2 separate regions of the Homo sapiens genome follow, and region 2 is linked to region 1. The links are chromatin contacts, found by Hi-C in ENCODE. All regions are on one chromosome and are shown on one strand. The core of a region is the stretch at or near the end of the contact, and the rest is flanking DNA. Distances in the headings are between cores, read along the strand shown. Region 1 holds the start of LDLR-AS1 (LDLR antisense RNA 1). Region 2 holds the start of NACC1 (nucleus accumbens associated 1).

Region 1 (4,822 bases), core at 695-3,194:
TACAGGCACCCGCCACCACGCCCGGCTAATTTTTTGTATTTTTTTTTAGTAGAGGTGGGGTTTCACTGTGTTATCCAGGATGGTCTTGATCTCCTGACCTCGTGATCCACCTGCCTCAGCCTCCCAAAGTGCTGGGATTACAGGCGTGAGCCACCATGCCCAGCCCGCTAATTATTTCAATTTGACCTTGACACTGAGCCTGCCAAGTAGGTTCAAGCATTTTGATGGCCCCTTTACAGGTTGGGAAAGCTAATTTATCTGTCCAAGGCCGAATTCTGAAACTGAGTCTTAACTGCCAAAAATTCTTATCATCAATTTCTTCTTCTGGGTTGGGCACAGTGGCTCATGCCTGTAAAGCCAGCAATTTGAGAGGCATCATGATGCAAGAGGAAGAGGATTGAGTGAAGCTAGGAGTTTGGGACCAGCCTGGGCAACATAGTGAGACCCCATCTATAAAAAAAAATTAAAAATTAGTTGGGCATGGTGGTGCACTCCTGTGGTCCTAGCTATTCAGGAGGCTGAGGTGGGAGGATTCCTTGAGCCCAGGGTTGACGCTGCAGAGAGCTGTGATCACGCCACTGCAGTCCAGCCTGAGTGACAGCTGGAAATAATGATAAATAAATAATAAATAATTATTTAAAAAATTATAATAAAAATAATTAAAAAATTATTTTCCCTGATTAATCTTTTTTTTTGTCCTTCTGAGAGTTCAATTTGTCCCTTTTCTGCCTGGTCTCCTAGGTTTCCCTAAAATCCTGCTGAGAGGTTAGCACTGCCTGCCAAAGTCAGTTTGCAAAATCCCAGAGAAATCCAGCTTATTCCTGGGGGAACCGCCAAGACTGCCCAGCCCTGTGTGGGGTTCAGGCAAGTTTCTCACATGTGCCTTTTTGGCAAGAGGCCTCTGGCAACCCCATGAGTCCCCAAAGAGACTCAATTCTAAAAGTTGGTCTCCACCAGCTCTCTGTGGCTTAGGGGTTCAAGTTCAACTGTGAAAGCCCTGTTTTGTTTTGATTTTGCTTTGAGGGAGAGGAAACCGCCCTTCTGTTTGTTCAACTCCTTCTCCTAAGGGGAGAAATCAATATTTACGTCCAGACTCCAGGTATCCGTACAATTGATTTTTCAGATGTTTATACTCAGCCAAAGGCGGGATCCCACAAAACAAAAAATATTTTTTTGGCTGTACTTTTGTGAAGATTTTATTTAAATTCCTGATTGATCAGTGTCTATTAGGTGATTTGGAATAACAATGTAAAAACAATATACAACGAAAGGAAGCTAAAAATCTATACACAATTCCTAGAAAGGAAAAGGCAAATATAGAAAGTGGCGGAAGTTCCCAACATTTTTAGTGTTTTCCTTTTGAGGCAGAGAGGACAATGGCATTAGGCTATTGGAGGATCTTGAAAGGCTGTTGTTATCCTTCTGTGGACAACAACAGCAAAATGTTAACAGTTAAACATCGAGAAATTTCAGGAGGATCTTTCAGAAGATGCGTTTCCAATTTTGAGGGGGCGTCAGCTCTTCACCGGAGACCCAAATACAACAAATCAAGTCGCCTGCCCTGGCGACACTTTCGAAGGACTGGAGTGGGAATCAGAGCTTCACGGGTTAAAAAGCCGATGTCACATCGGCCGTTCGAAACTCCTCCTCTTGCAGTGAGGTGAAGACATTTGAAAATCACCCCACTGCAAACTCCTCCCCCTGCTAGAAACCTCACATTGAAATGCTGTAAATGACGTGGGCCCCGAGTGCAATCGCGGGAAGCCAGGGTTTCCAGCTAGGACACAGCAGGTCGTGATCCGGGTCGGGACACTGCCTGGCAGAGGCTGCGAGCATGGGGCCCTGGGGCTGGAAATTGCGCTGGACCGTCGCCTTGCTCCTCGCCGCGGCGGGGACTGCAGGTAAGGCTTGCTCCAGGCGCCAGAATAGGTTGAGAGGGAGCCCCCGGGGGGCCCTTGGGAATTTATTTTTTTGGGTACAAATAATCACTCCATCCCTGGGAGACTTGTGGGGTAATGGCACGGGGTCCTTCCCAAACGGCTGGAGGGGGCGCTGGAGGGGGGCGCTGAGGGGAGCGCGAGGGTCGGGAGGAGTCTGAGGGATTTAAGGGAAACGGGGCACCGCTGTCCCCCAAGTCTCCACAGGGTGAGGGACCGCATCTTCTTTGAGACGGAGTCTAGCTCTGTCGCCCAGGATGGAGTGCAGTGGCACGATCTCAGCTCACTGCAACCTCCGCCTCCCGGGTTTAAGCGAGTCTCCTCTCTCAGCCTCCCGAATAGCTGGGATTACAGGCGCCCAACCACCACGCCCGCCTAATTTTTGTATTTTTAGTAGAGACGGGTTTTCACCATTTTGGCCAGGCTGGTCTCGAACCCCGACCTCAGGTGATCTGCCCAAAAGTGCTGGGATTACAGGCGTCAGCCACCGCGCCCGGCCGGGACCCTCTCTTCTAACTCGGAGCTGGGTGTGGGGACCTCCAGTCCTAAAACAAGGGATCACTCCCACCCCCGCCTTAAGTCCTTCTGGGGGCGAGGGCGACTGGAGACCCGGATGTCCAGCCTGGAGGTCACCGCGGGCTCAGGGGTCCCGATCCGCTTTGCGCGACCCCAGGGCGCCACTGCCATCCTGAGTTGGGTGCAGTCCCGGGATTCCGCCGCGTGCTCCGGGACGGGGGCCACCCCCTCCCGCCCCTGCCCCCGCCCCTTTGGCCCGCCCCCCGAATTCCATTGGGTGTAGTCCAACAGGCCACCCTCGAGCCACTCCCCTTGTCCAATGTGAGGCGGTGGAGGCGGAGGCGGGCGTCGGGAGGACGGGGCTTGTGTACGAGCGGGGCGGGGCTGGCGCGGAAGTCTGAGCCTCACCTTGTCCGGGGCGAGGCGGATGCAGGGGAGGCCTGGCGTTCCTCCGCGGTTCCTGTCACAAAGGCGACGACAAGTCCCGGGTCCCCGGAGCCGCCTCCGCGACATACACGAGTCGCCCTCCGTTATCCTGGGCCCTCCTGGCGAAGTCCCCGGTTTCCGCTGTGCTCTGTGGCGACACCTCCGTCCCCACCTTGTCCTGGGGGGCGCCCTCGCCCCACCAGCCCCGATCAAGTTCACAGAGGGGCCCCCGGCCACCCTCAAGGCCTCGGTTCCTTACGAGGTTGAAACGTTGCCTCAGAATCTCCCCGCCCCTCCTTGGTCTGCAGCCGAGATCTTCAGCCACGGTGGGGCAGCTATCCCCCGGGACCGACCCCCTGGGGTGGCCTCGCTTCTTCAGAGGCTGTGAATGGCTTCGGTTCAGCTGTCCAAGCGGCGATTTTTCCTCTGGGTGAAATGGATTAGATTTTAGATTTCCACAAGAGGCTGGTTAGTGCATGATCCTGAGTTAGAGCTTTTTAGGTGGCTTTAAATTAGTTGCAGAGAGACAGCCTCGCCCTAGACAACAGCTACATGGCCCTTTCCCTCCTGAGAACCAGCCTAGCCTAGAAAAGGATTGGGATTGCCTGATGAACACAAGGATTGCAGGAAACTTTTTTTTTAATTGGCAAGGGGGTTGGCTTTGACTGGATGGAGAGCTTTGAACTGCCTTGAAATTCACGCTGTAACTAACACACCAGTTTCCTCTGGGAGGCCAGAGAGGGAGGGAGGGTGTAATGAAATACGGATGATTGTTCTTTTATTTTTATTTACTTATTTATTTTTTAACTTTTTGTAGAGATGAGGTCTCGCTTGGTTGCTCAGGCTGGTCTTGAACTCCTGGCCTCAAGCGATCCTCCTACCTCAGCCTCCCAAAGTGTTGGGATTACAGGAGTGAGCCACCGCGCCCCACCGGGGATGATGATGATTGCAAACATTCTGCCACTCAGTTTTACAAAAGAAAGAGAGGCACTGGATTAATGTGTATCTCACTCACCAATCAACCTCTTCCTTAAGAGAAAATGTTAAGGAAGTCTTAGGCAAGGCCTTGTTTGTTCATCACTTTAGTTTCTCTCTCCCGGGATGGCTGAGAATGTGATGTTTCCTCTGTTGTCAAGGAGACTACACCCCTGATGTTTTCCTCCAGACTTCTGAGAGCTGGTGTGTGTTTCTAGCACTTTCTAGCTGCACCACCTCACGCTGTAGCTGGCTTCAAGGCATATCCAGGGGGGAGTTTCTTGTCCATTTCCTTTACAAAGGGAAGTTGTTGGAATCTGAACCGCAAGCCTTCACTTAGACCAAAATCAGGCAACAGCGGTGAGCGCAGCTCCAAACGTGTCAATGACTCACCCAAATTTGAGTAAGGGAGTTGGCTGCTTTAACGAGCCGCAGGGTGATTCCCTTGTCATTTCCGGAAATACCTATCTTCCAGGGAACACTGGGAAAAAACAGGGAGACCTTTGTTGAGACAGAAAACCTGTAGGGGAATTCTGTTCCTCATTCCTGCTCTTATCTGTAGACTTCCTCCCTGATAAGATCCAATTCTAGATGGGTCGGTTGCTCCTTGCTTTGATGGGTGCTTTGATGGGCTTTATTATTATTATTATTATTATTATTATTATTTTGATGGGCTTTTTGATGTCCCTTTTCCTTCCACACTCTGTCCCAACTGTCAAGCAAATAGCCTTTTGTTGCTAAGAGACTGCAGATGTAACCGACCAGCAGCAAACAGTGAGTCAGGCTCTCTCTTCCGGAAGCAAAATCAATTGCTGAGATCACTCTGGGGAAAATACCCACCTTATTTGGAAAGAAGCACTGATCAATTGATGTCTATTTTTTTTTTTTTTGAGTTGGAGTCTCGCCCTGTCACCCAGGCTGGAGTGCAATGGCATAATCTCGCCTCACTGCAATCCCCGCCTCCCGGG
Region 2 (4,822 bases), core at 1,138-3,637, 2.0 Mb after region 1:
AGCAGAACCCAGGGCCTGCTATGTGGCTGAAGCCCCTCTGGATTTGGGCGGCAGAAGAGCCCAGGCAGGGAGATAAACTTGTGTGACCCCCGCCCACCAGAAGCCTGGACCTCCACTCACTCTGGATTCCTTTGGCCCCAAGCTGAATGCGAGCAAACTCGGTGATCACAGCACATCTGGTGGGAGACAGAGGACTAGCTCATACCCCGCCCCCGCCATCCACACTGACCCACTAGCCGATGCCAGGCTAACGTCTGACCCCTGCTCACGTCAGGTCCCGATTGAATTCCTGCACCGGGTTATAAAAGACCTCGTTGGCACTGGGAAAGGCGATTTTGGCAGCCCCCTCGGTGACTGTCGTCTCCTGGACTTCACGTGGACGTTCTTCTCCGTAGGGCCCGGTGCCGTTCTCCATCGCTGCTGTATTCGGCAGCCCTGGAGACTGCCACTCGAAAAACCGGGCTCTAGAGAGCACCCGGGCGGAGCGGAAAGTGAGGCTTAGCCACAGAGACGATCCTTGCATGAGACATCCGCTGGCGCCTCCGCCCGCCAAGCCTGGTTCGGGGGGCGGGGGAGGGCACAGAGAGGGTCAGAGAGCCGCATTCCGGGCCCGGGGATGTCCTACATATCTATGAGGTAGGGACTAGGAAAACCTGCGGCCTCGGTAAGCTGATATCCCCTCGTTTTGGGGATGACTGGTCCCTGTGGAGCCGATGCCCTCGTGCAGGCCCGCCCCGAGTCCGAATCCCTCCCCGCGCTGCCTAGCCCGTCCTCACCTGCTCTCGTAGCCACAGAAAACCGAATTAGTCAAGGTGCACGTTTCCCGAATTAGGACCTGGGCGCCGCCATGTTGGCACAGTGGGTGGGCGAATCACATGATAGTGGTTGGCCAGTCAATGAGGAAACGTACGGTGGGCGGCCGGGATCAAAATGAAAGCCATAAAGGAAGCGCGCTGATCGTGCTGTTCCGGGGGTGTTAATCACAGTGGATCCCCTGGGAGAGGACACGTCCCTAGTCCCATTTCACAGATGAGGAAGTTGTGGCTCAGAAAAGGGGCGGTAAGCGGAGAAACCCAACACTTATTGGTCCTCTTCTGTGTTCTGGGTGCTATATACACATTATTTCAGAGCACCCTGCAGGAATGACTCAGGCTCTGGAGTTGGATTTACCGGGTTTGAATCTCAGTCCCATCACATGCTCTGGGCAGGTTACTCCCGCGGCTTCACTTTTCTTACCTATTAAATGAGAATCGTGGTTTCTCAGATAGAGCAAAGATTAAATGACAGATTCCTGGAAAGTGTGCAAAGAACCACTCTAACATTGTAAGCGCTCGGTAAAGTTCTAACCAGTGTATGAAGGCAGGACAGCGAAGTGGTCCCGGCTACCTGGGTTCCAGTCTCAGCTCGCCCTGCGACTTGTTAACTCTGAACTTAAGTTACCGCTTTTGCAAAATGGGCAGAACTTTTTTTTACCATTTGTTACTGGGTTGTAGTGAGAAGTAAACGAGTTAGTGCAGGTAAAATGCTAACAGAACCTAGCATCCGGTAAGCATCATAAAAGTCTTAGGTCTTATTGTCGCTTTTGAGCCTGTGTTTAAATCCTGGCACCTACCATCACTTCCTTGCTGTGTGATGATCTTGACCAGCTTTCTTCATTTCTCTGTGCCTCCTTTTCTTTCTTTCTTTCTTTTTTTTTTTTTTTTGAGACGGAGTCTCGCCCAGGCTGGAGTGCAGTGGCATGATCTCGGCTCACTGCAACCACCGCCTCCCGGGTGCAAGCGATTCTTCTGCCTCAGTCTCCCGAGTAGCTGGGATTACAAGCGCATGCCATCACGCCCGGCTAATTTTTGTATTTTTAGTAGAGACAGAGTTTCACCATATTGGCCAGGCTGGTTTCGAACTCCTGACCTCAGGCGATCCACCCACCTCGGTCTCCCAAAGTGCTGGGATTACAGGCGTGAGACACCGCGCCCAGCTGCCTTTATTTTCTATAGTGTGTCTGTAGCAGTTCTCACTAAAAAATGTTACTGTGTAGTTTAAACGAGCTAATTCCCATAAAGAATGTAACGCAGTGCCTGCCACAATAAACAGCAGTCATTATTGTTTTTGTTTTACAGGAAACTAAAGTTCGGAAAGGTAGAGCGACTTGCCCAAGGTCGCGGGACTAGAAGGTGGCGGGGCCAGGATTCGAACCATCGAGCTGAGCCGACGTACTGGCGAGGATCCCCCAGGGGCATAGAGAGGAGACGGAGCCGGTTAGAAGGGGCGCGCTCGGAGCTCGGCTGGCCTCGCCTGGAGGGCGGGGCCCGAGGGCGGTGCGCGGGCGGGGCCGGGGCCGCTCCTCCCTGGCCTGGCTGCGGCGGCAGCGCGGCTTGCGCTCGCTCGGCGCTCGGCTGGGGCGGCCTGGCCCACAATGAATGGCCGCCGCGGCTGCCGCTGCTGCTGAGGCGGAGGCCGCGGAGGCCGCGGAGGCGGAGGCCGAGGCCCCGGCGCAGCGGGGCGCGCCCCGGGCCCAGGCCCGGCCCCAGCCGCCGCTGCGGAGCCCGCCGGGACCCCCCGGAGCGCGGCCACGGCGCAGGTGAGGCGGCCCGCCTCAGGCCCGGTTCCGGCCTCCTCCAGCCGGGGCGGCCCGAGGGCTGAGTGGGGAGGGCCTGGGTGCTTTCTCGGACCGAGGAGGAGCCGGGCCCGCAGCCTGCACTGTGCCCGGGCAGGCGAGTGTGTGGAGGCCCAGCTACCGCGGGCGGCCTTGAGCGTCCAGCCCGAGCTTCAGGGCTTGGGGGCGGCAGGATCGTACCTGGACCGCTCCCCCGTCTCCCAGCGAGGGAGGGGGCCAGGTCGGGCCGGGGCAGGTACCGGGGATCCGGGGAAGTTGGAGGGTCCGAGGCGGAAAAGTGAGGAGGTTCTCGTGGATGCCGGAGGGGGAGGGGGAGGGGGAGGAGGAGTCGGGCTCCGGCCAGGCCGAGTGGGGGAGGAGAGGAGAGCGGCGCGGCCGGAGGGGGGCGGGGAGGGGCCGGGCCTGCAGGTACCGCCTGGGCGCTGGAGGAGGTGGGTGGGTCAAGTTACAGGCCTGGGGGCGGCTGAGGAGAAGCCCAGGAAGTGGGGCACGGCGGGTGTGGGCGGAGTTACTTCGTGTGGGGGCGGATAGGAGATCCCAGAGATGTTTTCCGGGGGTCACATGAGGTCAGGACTCAGATGTGGGGAGGGGGAGGCTAGATGTGGGGGCGATCAGGTAAGGTGAGGGACTGCTGTAGGAGTTTTGGGAGTCGAGAGAGCAGAGCCTTTTGGGCTAGGCTAGGGGGGATGTGGGGGCAGGTCAGGAAAAGCTGGTGTGACCAGAAGGTATATACTAAGATGCGCCCCCCACCGCCCCCAACTCAAGTGTTAAGGGGTTCCGTCTTTCTCACACCTCATCCCTGAAGCCTCTAGAGTCCTGACCCTACCCCTTGGGCAAGCCTCTGCCAACTGTTCAAAGGCACTGGCCAGTGGGTGTTTGTGTGGGCAGCTGGAGACAGTCTGGAACACCTAGCTTAGGCATCTTGTTTATCACAAGGTGGCCCTTGCCCACCCCCACCTTATATATCTACAGGGAGGCAGCCCAGCAGACGTTACCTGGGTATTTTAGGATCCTGCATTCTTTCTCTACCTTTTGTGGCCAGAAGCTGGTGGTTCAAGCCTAGTGGATGGGACCTCACAGCAACCATCGTATATATTAGTACCATGGCCTCCCAGGCACCAACTCCTTGAGCCTGAGTTCTGTGTGCCATCTCCCTGGGGGTGAAGAATTAGAGGGAATGAGCATGTAAAACTCTGTTGATGGTGGTTTGGAGGCTCCCGACGGGGTGAAGGCAGGGCACAGAGAAGAGTTAAGGGGATCAAATCAGGCACTCACACCCTGGCCCAGGGATCTACCTCTGGGACACTCGTCCTGGGCCAGGCCCTGTGCCGAGCTCGCTGGTCGGATGAGCTCATTGATGGCTCACCACCACCAGTTCAACTTAGGCCTTCTCTGGGGTCCAGACGAGGAAGCTGAGGCTCGGGGTGGTGTGGCTTGTCTCAGATCACATGAGCAGACAGTGGCTGAACTGGGATTGTCTGACCCTCAGCCCAAACCCATAGTCACTCAAGTGGCCTTCCAGGAGGGTGACTGAAGGAGCTCCTCGTTCTGGATTCCCTGGCGGGCGTTCTCCTCCGTCCAGGCCTTCCCTTCTGCTCACCCCGGGGGATGGGTCAATCCCCTTTGGGACAGACTGAGTTTCCATGGTGTCCCCGGGGAATGGAACAGTGGAGGTATCTTTCTCGGAGGCCTGGTCACCCCTTCTTCCCCATTTCCCTCCTGGGAGCCAAGAGGTCAGGAGTCATGGAACTGTGGGCTGACCGTGGGAAGCTGAGGAGGCCTGGCACCACCAGGGCTGGACTTGACTTTGCTTGCCTAGACTGTTTTTGCCCCACTTTGGCCCCCAGTCGGATGGCAGCAGCTTTTGTTCCTTTCTGGGCTAATTGCAAGGCTGTTACCAGGGTGTCCTTGGGACTTTGATTTGGGATCTTCAGCACCTGAGGCAGGAGCCACAAACTGCTGGGTCAAGTGGTGTCAGCCAGTTCTGGGTTTAATGATGGGTTGTCACCCTAATTCTCCCCAGTCTCCCTATAGTTCCCAGGACACCCTCCAACCTGGGCCCTGCCCTTCTTGCCTGTCTGGCTAGCCACTTGGTTCTAGGAGGAGTAGGAACTGGGCCAGCAGTCCCGCAAAGAGACTGAACCATCCTTCCTGGCTGGTTGGGCCAGGATTGCTGCAGGTCTGCTTCAGCACAGACTGGGTCCTCCT

Evidence for each region. Hi-C counts contacts between places; a loop is a spot of excess contacts on that map. Pooled maps may share reads with other maps.
Region 2: a pooled map shows a loop between it and region 1 (10-fold over the local background). The contact joins the promoter of NACC1 here to the promoter of LDLR-AS1 in region 1. A Hi-C loop is called at or near these places in 2 of 37 single-sample maps with no recorded cell type and 6 of 50 pooled maps.

The regions. Positions count from the first base shown.
Region 1 is chr19:11,087,715-11,092,536 of GRCh38, forward strand. LDLR-AS1 (LDLR antisense RNA 1) reads right to left here and starts at 1,945. Exons shown (of 1, transcript NR_163945.1): 1 at 1,354-1,945. LDLR (low density lipoprotein receptor) reads left to right here and starts at 1,749. Exons shown (of 18, transcript NM_000527.5): 1 at 1,749-1,901. The coding sequence starts at 1,835. RefSeq lists enhancers at 2,003-2,598, 2,599-3,192, 2,910-3,089, 3,786-4,822, 4,408-4,822 and a silencer at 2,580-2,839.
Region 2 is chr19:13,115,877-13,120,698 of GRCh38, forward strand. NACC1 (nucleus accumbens associated 1) reads left to right here and starts at 2,388. Exons shown (of 6, transcript NM_052876.4): 1 at 2,388-2,578. It overlaps TRMT1 (tRNA methyltransferase 1), which reads right to left and starts at 864. Exons shown (of 17, transcript NM_001136035.4): 1 at 777-864; 2 at 270-555; 3 at 121-176. The coding sequence starts at 523. RefSeq lists enhancers at 858-1,047, 2,008-2,157, 3,433-3,934, 3,935-4,435 and silencers at 2,198-2,397, 2,948-2,997.